Regions from separate parts of the Homo sapiens genome. Here region 2 is linked to region 1. A link is a contact called in ENCODE Hi-C or POLR2A ChIA-PET data. All regions are on one chromosome and are shown on one strand. Each heading gives the region's core, a stretch centred on a gene start or an enhancer-like site at or near the end of the contact. The rest is flanking DNA. Distances are from core to core; before and after follow the strand shown. Region 1 holds the start of RHBDL2 (rhomboid like 2). Region 2 holds the start of MYCBP (MYC binding protein).

Region 1 (7,198 bases), core at 1,318-3,817:
GACAGTCTTGCTCTGTCACCCAGGCTGGAGTGCAGCGGCCTGATCTCAGCTCACGGCAGCCTTGGCGTCTCAGGCTCAAATGATCCTCCCATCTCAGCCTACAAAGTAGCTGAGATGGGCCAGGCATGGTGGCTCATGCCTGTAATCCCCACACTTTGGGAGGCCAAGGCAGGTGGATCACTCGAGTCCAGGAGTTCAAGACCATCCTGGGCAACATGATGAAACCTTGTCTCTACCAAAAATACAACAACAACAACAACAAAAGTTAGCTGGGCATGATGGTGTGCACCTATAGTCCCAGCTATTCAGGAGGCTGAGGTGAGAGAATCAACTGAGATGGGGATGCCGCCACTGCACTCCAGCCTGGGCCACAGAGTGAGGCTCCACCTCAAAAAAAAAACCAAGTAGCTGAGACTACAGGTGCACACCACCACACCAGGCTAATTTTGTTTTATTTTTTGTAGAGAAGAGGTCTCACTGTGTTGCCCAGGCCAGTCTCAAAGTCCTGGACTCAAGCAATTCTCCCACCTTGGCCTCCTAAAGTGCTGGGATTACTACGGCTGGCGTGAGCCACCGTGCCAGGACTTCTTTTTTTTTTGAGACAGGGTCTCGCTTGTTGCCCAGGCTGGCTTTGAACTCCTGGCTTCAAGCAATCCTCCTACCTCAGCCTCCCAAAATGTTGGGACTACAGGCATGAGTCACCGCCCCCAGCCTGGTCTTTCTAATACAGAGAAACTTGAAAGACAGCAAGCACCAGAGCAAAAAGCATGGAGTTTAGAGTCTGACCTAGACTTGAATTCTGGATCCATTACTTATTAGCCATGTGACCTTAGGCAAATCCCTTAACCTGTTTGTATCTTCATTTCCCCATCTATAAAATAGGGTTAATAATAATATCATAAGAGGATTATGATTAAATAAGAGAATGCATTTAAAAGCCCTTAGCCTGCATCCATAGTTTAGGAATTGGTGGTTCCCATCACTTGCTCAGTGTTGAGTGTGCAAATTCAGAAACACAGCATGTCTGGACTCAGCCCTGGTCCAGTATTTTTACCACAAACCAGCACCTGACACCTTCCCTAATCCCATGCCTATGTGGCTCTCCCTTCTTTTTTATTTTATTTTTTAAAGACAAGGCCTCACTTTATTGCCCAGGCTGGTCTCGAACTCCTGGACTCAAGGAATCCTCCCGCCTCGGCCTCCCAAATCACTGGGAGCGAGCCATGGAACCCAACCTTCCCTCTCCCTTCACCACTCCACCCGTCACTGGCCAGTTCTGTTTACACGCTGCCTACGTGCTTTCAAGGCCAGGGGTTGTCTAGCATATCTTTACAAGCCTAAGGTGAGGGAGTTGCTGGTTAGGGAGAGGCATGGCAAGAAGGCAGTCAAAGAGGAAGGGAAAAGCACAGGTGTTTAGGAAGGCTCCACAATGAGCCTGGCACCCAGCTTGGTATTCAACATGCATTGTTCCCTGTCATCTTCATAAAAATATCATTTTGAGCTGGCCGCCGTGCCTCAGTTAACTCAGGAAGCTGAGGCAAGAAGACTGCTTGAGCACAGGAGTTTGAAGTTGTAGTAAGCTATGATCAGCCACTGCACTGCAGCCTGGGCAAGGTAGCAAGACCCTGTCTCTTTAAAAAAAAATTATAGCTGAGGAAACTGAGGCTCAGGAGGTAAACAGGAGATATGGGATAAAAAGCCAAGTGTCTTTGTGACTCCAAAATAATTTTCTGCTCTGCCATGCTGCCCACCAGCTTGTAGATGACCATCAAATGTTTGAGCAATAAGTTTCAGTTTTCTTATTCCCAAGAGGAGCAGAAATTGCGCAGCCCTCCCTCCAGAGAATCCAGGTATATGCTCAAACAGTGATGAATAAACAAATGAACACTAATGAATAAATGAAAGATTGAGTGAAATCTCTCTGATACCCACACCAGGAAGAAGGAAACAAATAACTCTGGAGGAGCCGCCTTGCGGGTAGAAGTGGAGACTGTCTCCCTGGCTGTGGTCTCCAGTGTCCAGGTCAGCAAAGGGCTAGGAACTGGCTTAGTTGGAGTTAGAAAAACTTAGGAGGGTAGGGGGTGCTGGGGAGAACGTGATGGCTGGAGGGAAAGCCAGTGTGAAGGGCAGGGAAGAGGAATGGAATTACTCTGTCCTCATCCTCAGCCCTTCCCTGCCATTTCCCTCGGGAAGATAGCCCCTGACTCCTGGCCCAACATGCTGCCAACTTTTAAAATGAAAGTAGCAGGATCCAAAGCGGCCACACCAGGAGGTCACTCCAGAAGGGGGGTTACCAGCGAAGCACCCCACATGTCCCTCCTCCTTCCTGCACAGCACCCCTCGGCCCTGCACTTCCTGCTGCCGCCCCCTTGTCCTGACATAGGACTCCCTCCACTCCCTCCCAGCTCCCACATCTTACCCTGAAAGACCAAGGTAGGGGCGTCCCAGCCCACGCCCTCCGGTCCTTGCGTTCCAGGCTTCCTGGGCCAAGGGGTTGCCCGCTGCCCTGAAGATCCCGCTCTGCCAGGCGCTCCTCCGTCCCTCCCCAAACAAAAATCCTCCAGACAGGTTCCAAAGCTGCCCAGCCCAGGAGGAGGGAGGCTGAGGAAATCCCCTCCCAGCTGGGCTGGGCCGGCCTGCTTGGCAGTCTTGCTCCTGGGCTGGCCCTGGATGAATGAGTCCTCCTCTTCGCCTGCTTGGGTCTTAGCCAGGGAGCCGGTGGCAGCCTCTGCTCTTTCTCCAGGACACTGAGCTCCATTCCTCCTCCAAGTCCTGCCCTCCTGCTTCATGCCTGGGTCCCCTGCTCTCCACTCTCAGCTCTCTGACGCCTCAACCGGGTGGTCTCTATCACTCTGCATTTGGTTATGCTCCAGTCTGAAGCCAGGCCTGTACTGGGCACCAGGGTGGGTGACTTGACGATCCTCAGCAGAGATTTAGTCCACAGAAGAATTGGTGACACCATGGCCCCTGGTGAAATAGCTTTGCCAGCTCTGATTATTCATTCAAAGCATTTTGAGAATAACTGGCCTTGTGTGAGGCCCTGAGGATGAAGAGGTAGATTAACGGGGTCCCTGACCTCCTACTCTACTAGGAAGACAAAGAATGAAGCTCTAAGTAGACGCTGCTCAAGATTCAGGCAGAAGGTGGCCAGGCATGGTGTCTCACGCCTGTAATCCCAGCACTTTGGGAGGTTGAGGTGGGTGGATCACCTGAAGTCGGGAGTTCGAGACCAGCCTGATCAACATGGAGAAACCTCATCTCTACTAAAAATACAAAATTAGCTGGGCATGGTGGTGCATGCCTGTAATCCCAGCCACTCGGGAGGCTGAGGCAGGAGAATCGCTTGAACCCGGGAGGCGGAGGTTGCAGTGAGCCAAGATCACGCCATTGCACTCCAGCCTGGGCAACAACAGCGAAACTCGGTCTCAAAAAAAAAAAAAAAAAAAAATTCAGGCAGAAGGGACCAGAGAGGAATCCCCCTGTGTGGAAGTGTTCTGGAAAAGCTCCTAGATGACATGACATACAAGATGGGTTTTGAAAGGTGAACAGGGGTTTTCCAGAATTGTAAGCGGGGAGCACACAGAAGGGGAGCACAGGCTGACAGAAAAGGCCATGGGAAGGGACGGAATTCAGCAGGAACTACTCAAAGTTCAGAATTGTGAGCAGGGAGTGTCAGATCATGAAGGGCCTTGTGTGCCTTGGTAAACAGTTTGGACTGTGTCCTATAGGTTCTGGGGAGTCATAGAAAGATTGTTTGTTTGTTTGTTCGTTTGTTTGTTGCAATACAGGGTCTCTCTGGGAGGCAGAGGTTGCAGTGAGCCGAGATTGCGCCACTGCACTCTAGCCTGGGCAACAGAGTGAGACTCCATCTCAAAAAAAAAGAAAAAAGAAAAAATAGGATCTCTCTCAGTTACCCAGGCTAGAGTGCAGTGGTGCACTCATAGCTTGAAGCAGCCTTGAACTCCTGGACTCAAGTGATCCTCCCACTTCAGCTGCCTGTGTAGCTGGGACTACAGGCACCCACCACCATGGTCAGCCAGTTTTTAAATTTTTTGTAGAGATGGAATTTCACTCTGTTGCCCAGGGTGATCACGAACTCCTGGCCTCAAGAGATCCTCCCGCCTTGACTTCCCAGAGCGCTGGGATTACAGGTGGTACACCACACCCTGCTAGCTCACAGATAGGCCTTAAACAAGGGACACAAACTATCAGACTGCATTTAAAATAGATCACTGGAGCCAGGTGTGGTGGCTCACACCTGTAATCCCAGCAATTTGGGAGGTCAAGGCTGGAGGATTGCTTAGGCCCAGGAGTTCGAGACCAGCCTGAGCAACATAGTGGCACCTGTCTCTACAAAACAAATTTTTTTTAATTATCCGGGCAATGGTAGTGTGCACATGTAGTCCCAGCTATACTCCAGAGGCCGAAGTGAGAGGACAGCTTGAGCCCAAGAGGTTGAGGCTGCAATGAGCTATGATCACACCACAGCACTCTAGCCTGGATGACAGAGTGAGACCCTGTCTTAAAAAAAAAAAAATTCACTGAGACCTGCAGTGTAAAGAAGGGTTTGAAGGAGGCAAGACTAGAGGCAAGAAAACCAGTCAGGGTTGCATGAGTCAGGGCAAGTGATAATGTAGGCCTTATCAAGGCATTGGCTAGGGAGTGGGGGTGGGAGTGAGAGAAAGAGATTCAAGAGATGCTAAGGGAGTACCATTGATGGGACTTAAAGAGTAAGGGAGGAATCTAGGATGACTCGAAGATTTCCAGCTGGAATAACTAACTAGGTTGATAGTGGTGACCACAAACAAGATTGAGAAATCAGGAAGAATGGCCAGGCGCGGTGGCTCACGCCTGTAATCCCAATACTTTGGGAGGCCGAGATGGGTGGATCACTTGAGGTCAGGAGTTTGAGACAAGCCTGGCCAACATGGTGAAACCCTGTCTCTACTAAAAATACAAAAATTAGCTGGGCATGGTGGCGAATGCTTGTAATCCCAGCTACTCAGGAGGCTGAGACAGGAGAATCACTTGAACCCAGGAGGCGGAGGTTGCAGTGAGCAGAGATCACATCACTGCAGACTAGCGTGGATGACAGAGCGAGACTCTGTCTCAAAAGAAAAAGAGTTGGGTGAGGTGGCTCACGTCTGTAATCCCAGCACTTTGGGAGGCCAAGGCGGGAGGATCACAATGTCAGGAGATCAAGACCATCCTGGCTAACACGGTGAAACCCCGTCTTTACTAAAAATACAAAAATTTAGCCAGGCATGTTGGCACATGCCTGTAGTCCCAACTACTCGGGGGGCTGAGGCACTAGAATTGCTTGAACCTGGAAGGCGGAGGTTGCATTGAGCTGAGATGGCACCACTACATTACAGCCTGGGCATCAGAGCAAGACTCCGTCTCAAAAAAAAAAAAAAAATTTCAGGATCAGGAAGAAAAGCAATTTGGGGGGAAATGAATTCTGTTCTGGACCTGTTGAGTCAGAGGCACCTGCGGAGATGTTCAAGGAGTAGTTGCTCCAGGGATAGACAGGAGTTATGTATCAGTCAGGGTACCAGCAGGAAGGAGAAGGCATCTTCAGCTAGATTTGAAGATCTGGGAAGGGTAAAGGAAGTCATTAAGAGATGTTGAATATCCAGGGATGAATGACAGTGGGAAGCCTTAGGCCTGAAGGGACAAGGAGAAGATGTAACATTCACTGAATCCAGCGGGAGCTGGAGCTGTGGATAAGGGCCCCTGGCAGAGCCACAGTTGTGGAGAAGGCAGCCCCCACTGGAGCAGAATGGAAACAGAGGAAGGAATATCCCAATTACTTTAGTCTCCAGCTTCCTATTCCTGATTCCTCTCATTAGCTAAACTCAACCAGAAGCCAGAGGCCAAGGTGCCCCAAGGCACAGAACAAGGCAGAGAATGGATGGGGGGGTTGGGGGAGGAGTCAGCAAACAGTTGGAAAAAAGAGATTTAGGAGTTGCACAGAAATGACAACTCAAGCCATGGGAGTGGGTGAGGTCACTCAGGGAGAGAAATTAGAGAGAAAGAAGAGGACCTAAGACAAGACTTGAGGGAATGCTGTATGGGCAGAATGGGTGAGCTCTTCCCTCCCCATTATAAAGGGTCACAGAGAAAAGCATAACAGATTCATTACTGCACACCTGTGCAAGGGAGTCATACAAGATATTAACTCAAAGGAGGGCCAGAGGGTTGAGGTTTAAATATTCTCTTCACTGGGGAAAAGATGGATGGAGGGCTGGTTGTTGGAGTCAATTATTTTCAGGATAAATGAATAAGCCCAAAGAACAATGGTCTGGGACCAAGTTTCTCCAGGCTCTGAGGGAGGTGGCCACACAGAGTGATGGGAGAGTGAAAGAAGAAAGCAAGAAAAGGTTATCTTATTCTGCAGATGAAAATATATCAGGTCAGCTGGGCGCGGTGGCTCACACCTATAATTCCAGCAATTTGGGAGGCCAAGGCGGGCGGATTGCCTGAGCTCAAGAGTTCGAGACCAGCCTGGGCAACATGGCGAAATTCCATCTCTACTAAAAATACAAAAAAAGTTAGCCAGGCTTGGTGGCACACACCTGTAGTCCCAGCTACTTGGGAGGCTGAGGTAGGAGAATTGCTTGAACCCAGGAGGCAGAGGTTTTGGTTAGCTGAGATCACACCATTGCACTCCAGCCTGGGCAACGAGAGCGAAACTCCATCTCAAAAATAAATAATAAAAATAAATAAATTTTCATTTAGAATTTGTACACGAGGTTCATGTAAATTTCATTAATGTGAATCAGTATCCACAAATTGTATCAGTTCTGAGATATTGACAAGTTCACATTTCTTTTCTTTTTTTTTTTTTTTTTCTGTGAGACGGAGTCTCACTCTGTAGCCCAGGCTGGGGTTCAGTGGCCCAATCTCGGCTCACCGTAACCTCCACCTCCCAGGTTCAAGTGATTCTCCTGCCTCAGCCTCCCGAGTAACTGGGATTACAGGCACCCACCACCACGCCTGGCTAATTTTTGTATTTTTAGTAGAGATGAGGTTTCACTATGTTGGCCAGGCTGGTCTCGAACTCCTGACCTCAGGTGATCCACCTGCCTTGGCCTCCCAAAGTGCTGGGATTTGAGCCACCATGGCCAGCCACAAATTCACATTTCTAAGCCTGCAAAATTCGGACCTTGACCCTGAACTGTGGTGAATTCATCAA
Region 2 (7,198 bases), core at 4,699-7,198, 68 kb before region 1:
TTGCGCCACTGCATTCCCCACCAGGTGACAGTACAAGACTCCGTCTCAAAAAAAAAAAAAAAAAAGTAACTTTCTCAATATTCAGAAGTATTTTAAAGGTTATTATCTATCTAAAAAAATAAGAGTTTCAAAATAAAGCCTTTTTCTGACTTGAAAGGATACTCCAAAGCACTGTTAGGTTTCTCTGGTTCTTCATATAAGGCTACCAACACTGCAAATCAAAAAGCAGAAAAAGCAACAATTGACGTATTAAATTTGAATGGCTGAAATTATGTTCCATTACCCAGTAAATATTAGGTGCCAACTATACGCTGAGCACATTGCAAAGACTATACAATGCTGAACAAGACAGACAAGGTCCCTGTTCTCAACAAATTTACAGTCAAGCATAAAAGATATGCAAGGAACTAGACAGAGGGTATCAAGCAGGAATACTGGATAATGGGTTGCAGTAGCACACTGGAAGAACACCTAAGCAAACCTAGGACATCAGGGAAGGCTTCCTAAAGGAAGGCAAAGACCTGATACCTAGGGGTTGAGTGTTTCAGATAAAATGGGAAGGCCCAGGAGCAAGAAAACAATGTATTGAGGAACTGAAAATTCAAGTATGGCTGGAGATGTAATTTGGCAGGAAAGGAAGCTGGAAAGGTGGTCATGGCCAGATTAGGGAGAGTCATGCAAATTTGGTTGGCACATAATTAAACAGTTTAAAGGAAGGGAGTGACAGGATCCACTCTTAACTGCTATGTGGACCAGCTGGAGTGGGACAAGGATAAAGACAGGAAGAACAGTTAAAAGGCTGATGTGGTAATCCAGTTTAAAAAGACAGCAACCTGCAGTAGAGTGATGGGAGTGAGAGAACAGTGAGAAGAAAGAAATTCGAGAATTTAGGAAAGAATCAACAGGACTATGGTAATTACCGGAAGAAGCTCTGAATTCAAAAATGGTCTTAAAAATTAAGTTTGTTTTGCTAAATAACCACCAACCAAAAACTTTACCAGTAGTCAACATGCTCAAATCAACATTAAAATAAGATATACTTGAGTGGTTTCATATCTAATCACTCATATGAGCACTGCCTTGCTCTTCATCTATGGAACAAATTCCTCCTAGAATTTACTACTTAGATAAAAAACTCTAAATCAGTGGTTGGCCTTTTTGTGCATGGAACCCTTTGAAAAATCTAATAAAAGCAAAAAAAGTAAACACACACAAAAAAAATGTGGCTGGGCGCAGTGGCTCACACCTGTAATCCCAGCACTTTGGGAGGCCAAGGCGGGCAGATCACGAAGTCAGGAGATCAAGACCATCCTGGCTAACACAGTGAAACCCCGTCTCTACTAAAAAATACAAAAAATGAGCCAGGCGTGGTGGCGGGCGGCTGTAGTCCCAGCTACTCAGGAGGCTGAGGCAGGAGAATGGCGTCAACCCAGGAGGCGGAGCTTGCAGTGAGCCGAGATCGTGCCACTGCACTCCAGCCTGGGCGATGGAGCAAGACTCTGTCTCAAAAACAAAAAAACAAAACAAACAAACAAAAAAACAGTGATAGATATCTAGACCCCAAGTTAAGTCCTGTTGTAAACCAACTTACATACTTCCCTTTTGTTCTTTTAGAGTTTTAATAACTTACCAAAATAATATACAGTATGAAAAAATCACTATTTTTTGAGAAATTCATTTGGTTTTTTTTTTTTGTTTTTTTTTTTGAGATAGAGTTTTGCTCTTGTTGCCCAGGCTGGAGTGCAATGGCATAATCTTGGCTCACCACAACCCCCGCCTCCCAGGTTCAAGCGATTCTCCTGCCTCAGCCTCTCTAGTAGCTGGGATAACAGGCATGTGCCACCATGCCCGGCTAATTTTGTATTTTTAGTAGAGACGGGGTTTCTCTGTGTTGGTCAGGCTAGTCTCGAACTCCCAGCCTCAGGTGATCCACCCACCTCAGCCTCCCAAAGTTCTGGGATTACAGGTGTGAGCCACCACACCTGGCCAAATCCTCATTTTATAAGACATGAATATTAATACTCTACTCTCTCCTCCTCTTATTCCCCCACCCCATTTCTTTCAGCTTCTCATTTGTCACTGGTACTTGAAAGGTTGATAGTTGCAGAAGATACTGTAAATACAAAGTTTCCTGTGCTGTTCTATAGATGAAATGCACTTCCTTGTAATCAGACAAGAACTCTATACCCAATCATGCTCCCCTTTTTGCCTTCGCAGCCAGGATTTTTAGAGGTTGATATAGCGCTCAAAATAGCTAAAATGCTTCAGCTTCCAAATGATTTATCATCTTTAGCCATCCTTTCATAGTGTTTTAATGTTATAAACTATTTCAAATCATCTTGGAAATAAGCTGTAAAAATTTAGGCCAAAGTGGCTCATTCCTGAAATTCCAGCACTTTGAGAGGCCAAGACAGGAGGATTGCTTGAGCCCAGGAGTTTGAGATCAACCTGGGCAACACCCCAACTCTACAAAAAAAAAAAAAAATTGGCCAGGCATGATGGCTCACGCCTATAATCCCAGCACTTTGGTAGGCCGAGGCAGGCAGATCATGAGGTCAAGAGATTGAGACCATCCTGGCTAACATGGTGAAACCCCGTCTCTACTAAAAATACAAAAAAAATTAGCCGGGCATGGTGGCAGGCACCTGTAGTCCCAGCTACTTGGGAGGCTGAGGCAGGAGAATGGTGTGAACCCGGGAGGCGGAGCTTGCAGTGAGCAGAGATCGCACCACTGCACTCCAGCCTGGGTGACAGAGCAAGACTCCGTCTCAAAAAAAAAAAAAAAAAAAAATTAAAAATCAGCCGGACATGGTGGTGCGTGCCTGTAGTCTCAGCTACTTGGGTGCCTGAGGTGGGAGAATTGCTTGAACCTGGGAGATTAAGACTGCACTGAGACATGACTGCACCACTGCACTCCAGTCTGGGCGACAGAGACCTTGTCTCGAAAAAATATATATATGTAAATTAAATTTGTGAGGCTGGGCACAGTGGGTCACGCCTGTAACGTCAACACTTGGGGAAGCTAAGGCAGAAGGATCACTTGAGGCCAGGCATTCCTGGGTGACAGAGTGAGACTCTGTCTCAAAAAAAATAAAAAGTAAAAACAAATAGAGGCCGGGCGCGGTGGCTCACGCCTGTAATCCCAGCACTTTGGGAGGCCGAGGCGGGTGGATCATGAGGTCAGGAGATCGAGACCATCCTGGCTAACAAGGTGAAACCCCGTCTCTACTAAAAATACAAAAAATTAGCCGGGCGCGGTGGCGGGCGCCTGTAGTCCCAGCTACTCGGGAGGCTGAGGCAGGAGAATGGCGTGAACCCGGGAAGCGGAGCTTGCAGTGAGCCGAGATTGCGCCACTGCAGTCCGCAGTCCGGCCTGGGCGACAGAGCGAGACTCCGTCTCAAAAAAAAAAAAAAAAAAAAAAAAAAAAACAAATAGAATTGTGTAAAGCACCTATGTTTGGAGCTGAAAATCAAATTTTTAATAAATCACATCAATACTGTGTTGGCTGATGTTATTTAGGAGCCTGGAAATCTAAGGAGATTGAGAGGTTAAATTCTAGTGGAGGGCGGTGGCTCACACCTGTAATCCCAGCACTCTGCGGGGCTGAGGTGAGCGGATCACCTGAGGTAAGGAGTTCAAGACCAGCCTGGCCCATGTGGTGAAACCGCCTCTCTACTAAAAATACAAAAAATTAGCTAAGCATGGTGGCACATGCCTGTAATCCCAGCTACTTGGAAGGCTGAGGCAACACAATCGCTTGAACCCGGAGGTGGAGGTTGCAGTGAGCCGAGATCATGCCGCTGCACTCCAGCCTGGGCAACATCTTCTGTGTAGTCAGTTACCGCCTACAACTGTCATTTTTCTGCCTTTTACCATTCAGTCTTTCACTTGCTCCATCCAACCACTCTGGCCTCCTTAGACTTCCTGAAACTCTGTTTCTTTCAGGTTTCTGGTCAAAAATTACTTCTTAAGAAAGGCCTTCCCCCCATCACCCTATATAAAATGACACACACATCCCACCTGTCACTTTTTTTTTTTTTTTTTTTTGGAGACAGAGTGTCACTGTTGCCCAGTGGCACAATCACAACTCACTGCAGCCTTGACCTCCTGGGCTCAGGTGATTCTCTCACCTCAGCCTCCACAGTAGCTAGATTACAGGCACACACCATGCCCAGCAATTTTTTTTTTTTTTTAAGAGATGGGAGTTTTGCCATGTTGCCCAGGCTGGTCTTGAGCTCCTGGCCTCTAGCAGTCCACCCACCTCAGCCTCCCAAAGTGCTGAGATTACAGGCATGAGCCACGTGCCTGGCCTCACCTGTTACTCTTTATCCCTAACTTTGCTGTATTTTTATCTGTACCACTTACCACTAGCTGACACTACATATTTATTTATGTATTTCTCTCCCTCAACTAGGATATAAGCTTATGAGAGCCGAGACTTTTATCCTCCCCTGCTTATCTCCAGTGTGCAGAACAGACACCTGAGTAAAATTATTAAATGAAAGAAATGAACGTAAGGAGTTTTTAGACGGAATGACATTCAAAGCATCTGTGACACTTTCAGAGACAACATAGCACAGTACTTTCACAGAGTAGTCCCTTAAGACTTGCTGAAGTTTATTTGCAAAGAGGTAAACTATTATCTGAACCCCAAATAGGTAGCAATTCAAAATTACTAGCCTTCTTTCTTCTAAGACCCAGGAGTTATGCTCCTAGAATTTTCCTCTAAACTTTGCTTCTGTCCAAAGGGCAGTTACCAATTTATTTCCCACTTCCCAAACTTCCTAGTTTCATATGACCCAAGTCCTCATCCCTGCGAACAATTCCATTCTACACCCTTGAATATCCCAGTGAGTTGAGTGACACATAGCAGGCATTCAAATTAGTGCTAAGCCAATAAAGTAAACTGTACCCTACCCCTTGAAATCCTCCTGTTTCCAACACTTTACTCATCTACTTAACTTAGATCTTGAAGCCACGAATGAAGAGATACAGCGTTAACAGTAAGCTTTCATTTTAAAAAGTGAAAACAATGTAACCACCTTGATATGCCCTCGAGCTCTTTAAGCTGTAATTCTACTTTATGAAATATACACAAAATAAGAATTGACACAGACAGACTAAGGAATGGGGGCTGAAAAGCCACAGCCAAATTCGCTATGAATCTCCTACTTTGGGGATTAGGCTCACTCAGCTACTTCATAGCCCACTTGGAAATTCGGTCATTTTTCCAGTTGCTCTTTGTTGGAGGGAAACTTTCTTAACAAGATTCTGAGGACTCCATAAAAACCGTAAGGTGGGAGGAATTGGGATCTGAAGGTCCTTGGCAAACATGTCCACTGCGGCTGCTGGAGGCAAAGCAACGGAAGTTGAAGAGACTTTGCAACAGCTGCAAGAGTTTCACTCCCGGTGCGGAGAAGGGTAGCGGAGCTAGGCTACCCCACCCGGGCGGCGTCCAGCAGCCAGGTCCCTGCTGAACCCCGAGGCCCACCTCGCTGGACCCCGGACGGGCCCCATCTGTTTCCCCTCCTTCCCCACGCTACGGCCCGCTGGGGAACGGGGCAGCGCCGGGGAGCACGACGAGGGCACGAGGTACCCTCTCCTAGCCCAGGCTCACCCTTGGTCAGCGTGTCCAGCACCCCCGACTTCTCCAAGTACCTCCGGAACTGCTCACGCTTCGAGTCGGCGGCCTGAAGAGACACCGGGGGTCAGTGGCCAGAGCCCGGGAGCCGAGCAGGAAGAAGGCGCTGGGAGTCCGGCAACCCCGCCTCCGCCTCACTACCTCGGGGCCCTCCCGCCCAAACCTGCGCGCGCGACCCCACTCCCACCCAGAGCCGACCAGCGGCTTGCTACCGCCCGCATGCCCCCAGCCACGCCGCGCCCCCCTCACTTTGTAATGGGCCATAGTGACAGCGGCAGCGGCGTAGCTGGCGCCGGAGACCGCGACTGGCGGGTTGGGAGCAGCACTGCTCATGCGCGGAAGGGGGCGCGCGCCTGCGCACTTGCAAACCACCGGCCGGGATCGCCGAGGTGTGGCCTGTTTTCATGGCGACCAGGACGCTCTGCATCCCCAGTAGCAGGCTGAGCCGAGGGAGGCTGCGTATGCCCGCCCCTCTGGCTGTCGGAGCCGCACCTCTTCCTCTTCCGGCCCCCGTAGCAATTAGGTTTCTTTGCAGGAGGTGAGATTTTGGTACCTCTGTCCTGGCGTCCGGAGGCAGGGCCCGGGAGCATTGAGACTATTGCGAGAGAAAGGACCGCCGCACGGTGGTAGCGAGCGCATCTTTTTCATCTGGGACCTCGGAAACTGTGGTGACCCATAGGTGCTGGGCTTCTTGGCTCTCGTCCTGAGAAAGTGCTCACAGTGCTTTGCAGTAGCCGAGGAGGGTGTTTAGAATCATATATTTTGGCTTCAGCTTTTATCTTTGGAGTCTCCTTGAGTCGTGGCTGACTTGATGTGGGCCTCTGGAGGATGAGCAGTAACGAGCTTGCAGTAGCTTTTGAGCCAGGCACTGTAGAAAACACGGGTATTTTAAATTTTAATCCTTACAACACCCCTGTAGGGTGGGTATTGTTAATTAAGTGGAGTGGTTAGATGTCCAGTGAGTAGAGTCGAGTCCAATCCGGGCAATGAATCACGATGCTATGAACTGGTGAAGGAAAGCCACGGATCTTCTTAAGATTTTATTTACTAGGTAGCAACATGTGATTATACTCAAGACACATCAGGATGCCAGTCTAGAAGGAAACTTACGTGATTGTGTTCCAGGGGCAAACAGAATTAACCCAGTGTCCAAGGTGGAATTGTATAGATCAAGAACCATTTCCTAAGGCTGTGGTCTCTTCAAAGAGAAAACCTGATCAAACCATTTAGCCTCAATTCTGAACATGTGATTTTCCCAAAATCAGTTACATTCGAAAGGATATCATTTAAAAAAAAAAAAATCCTGATTTGACAACTCTATGTCTTTGAATTTAGAAGTGTTGCTTCACAATCTCGAATTAGAGCTGTTTTTCTCTTGCTTAAATGAGTTTGCAGTTGTCTGTCTTAACAGCTGGTCTTTAGAGCTGCCCCTATCTATTTTTTCTGTGCCCCACGACCACTAGGCTACTTCTCTGATAATATATATAATGTCTAAAAGCCAACCGCTGTTTAGATCTGAAGATCTGTGGGAACCCGCCTACCAATGAGATTGTTCG

What was found. A loop is a pair of places that touch in the nucleus more often than their neighbours do. ChIA-PET counts read pairs that join two places held with the same protein, here RNA polymerase II (POLR2A). Pooled maps may share reads with other maps.
Region 2: a map of MCF 10A shows a loop between it and region 1 (8-fold over the local background). The contact joins the promoter of MYCBP here to the promoter of RHBDL2 in region 1. A Hi-C loop is called at or near these places in 4 of 168 maps with a recorded cell type or tissue (HCT116, MCF 10A, PC-9 and 1 more) and 3 of 50 pooled maps. POLR2A ChIA-PET finds 5 or more read pairs at or near these places in 9 of 52 experiments (CD4-positive, alpha-beta T cell, MCF 10A, PC-9 and 5 more).

What each region holds. Positions count from the first base shown.
Region 1 is chr1:38,939,263-38,946,460 of GRCh38, forward strand. RHBDL2 (rhomboid like 2) reads right to left here and starts at 2,568. Exons shown (of 8, transcript NM_017821.5): 1 at 2,420-2,568.
Region 2 is chr1:38,867,400-38,874,597 of GRCh38, forward strand. It overlaps MYCBP (MYC binding protein), which reads right to left and starts at 5,949. Exons shown (of 5, transcript NM_012333.5): 1 at 5,892-5,949; 2 at 5,619-5,691; 3 at 163-211. The coding sequence starts at 5,906. It overlaps GJA9 (gap junction protein alpha 9), which reads right to left. Exons shown (of 2, transcript NM_030772.5): 2 at 6,670-7,198. The coding sequence ends at 7,152. The region is part of intron 1 of RRAGC-DT (RRAGC divergent transcript); the gene reads left to right. All of the region lies in intron 1 of GJA9-MYCBP (GJA9-MYCBP readthrough), which reads right to left. RefSeq lists an enhancer at 4,983-5,505.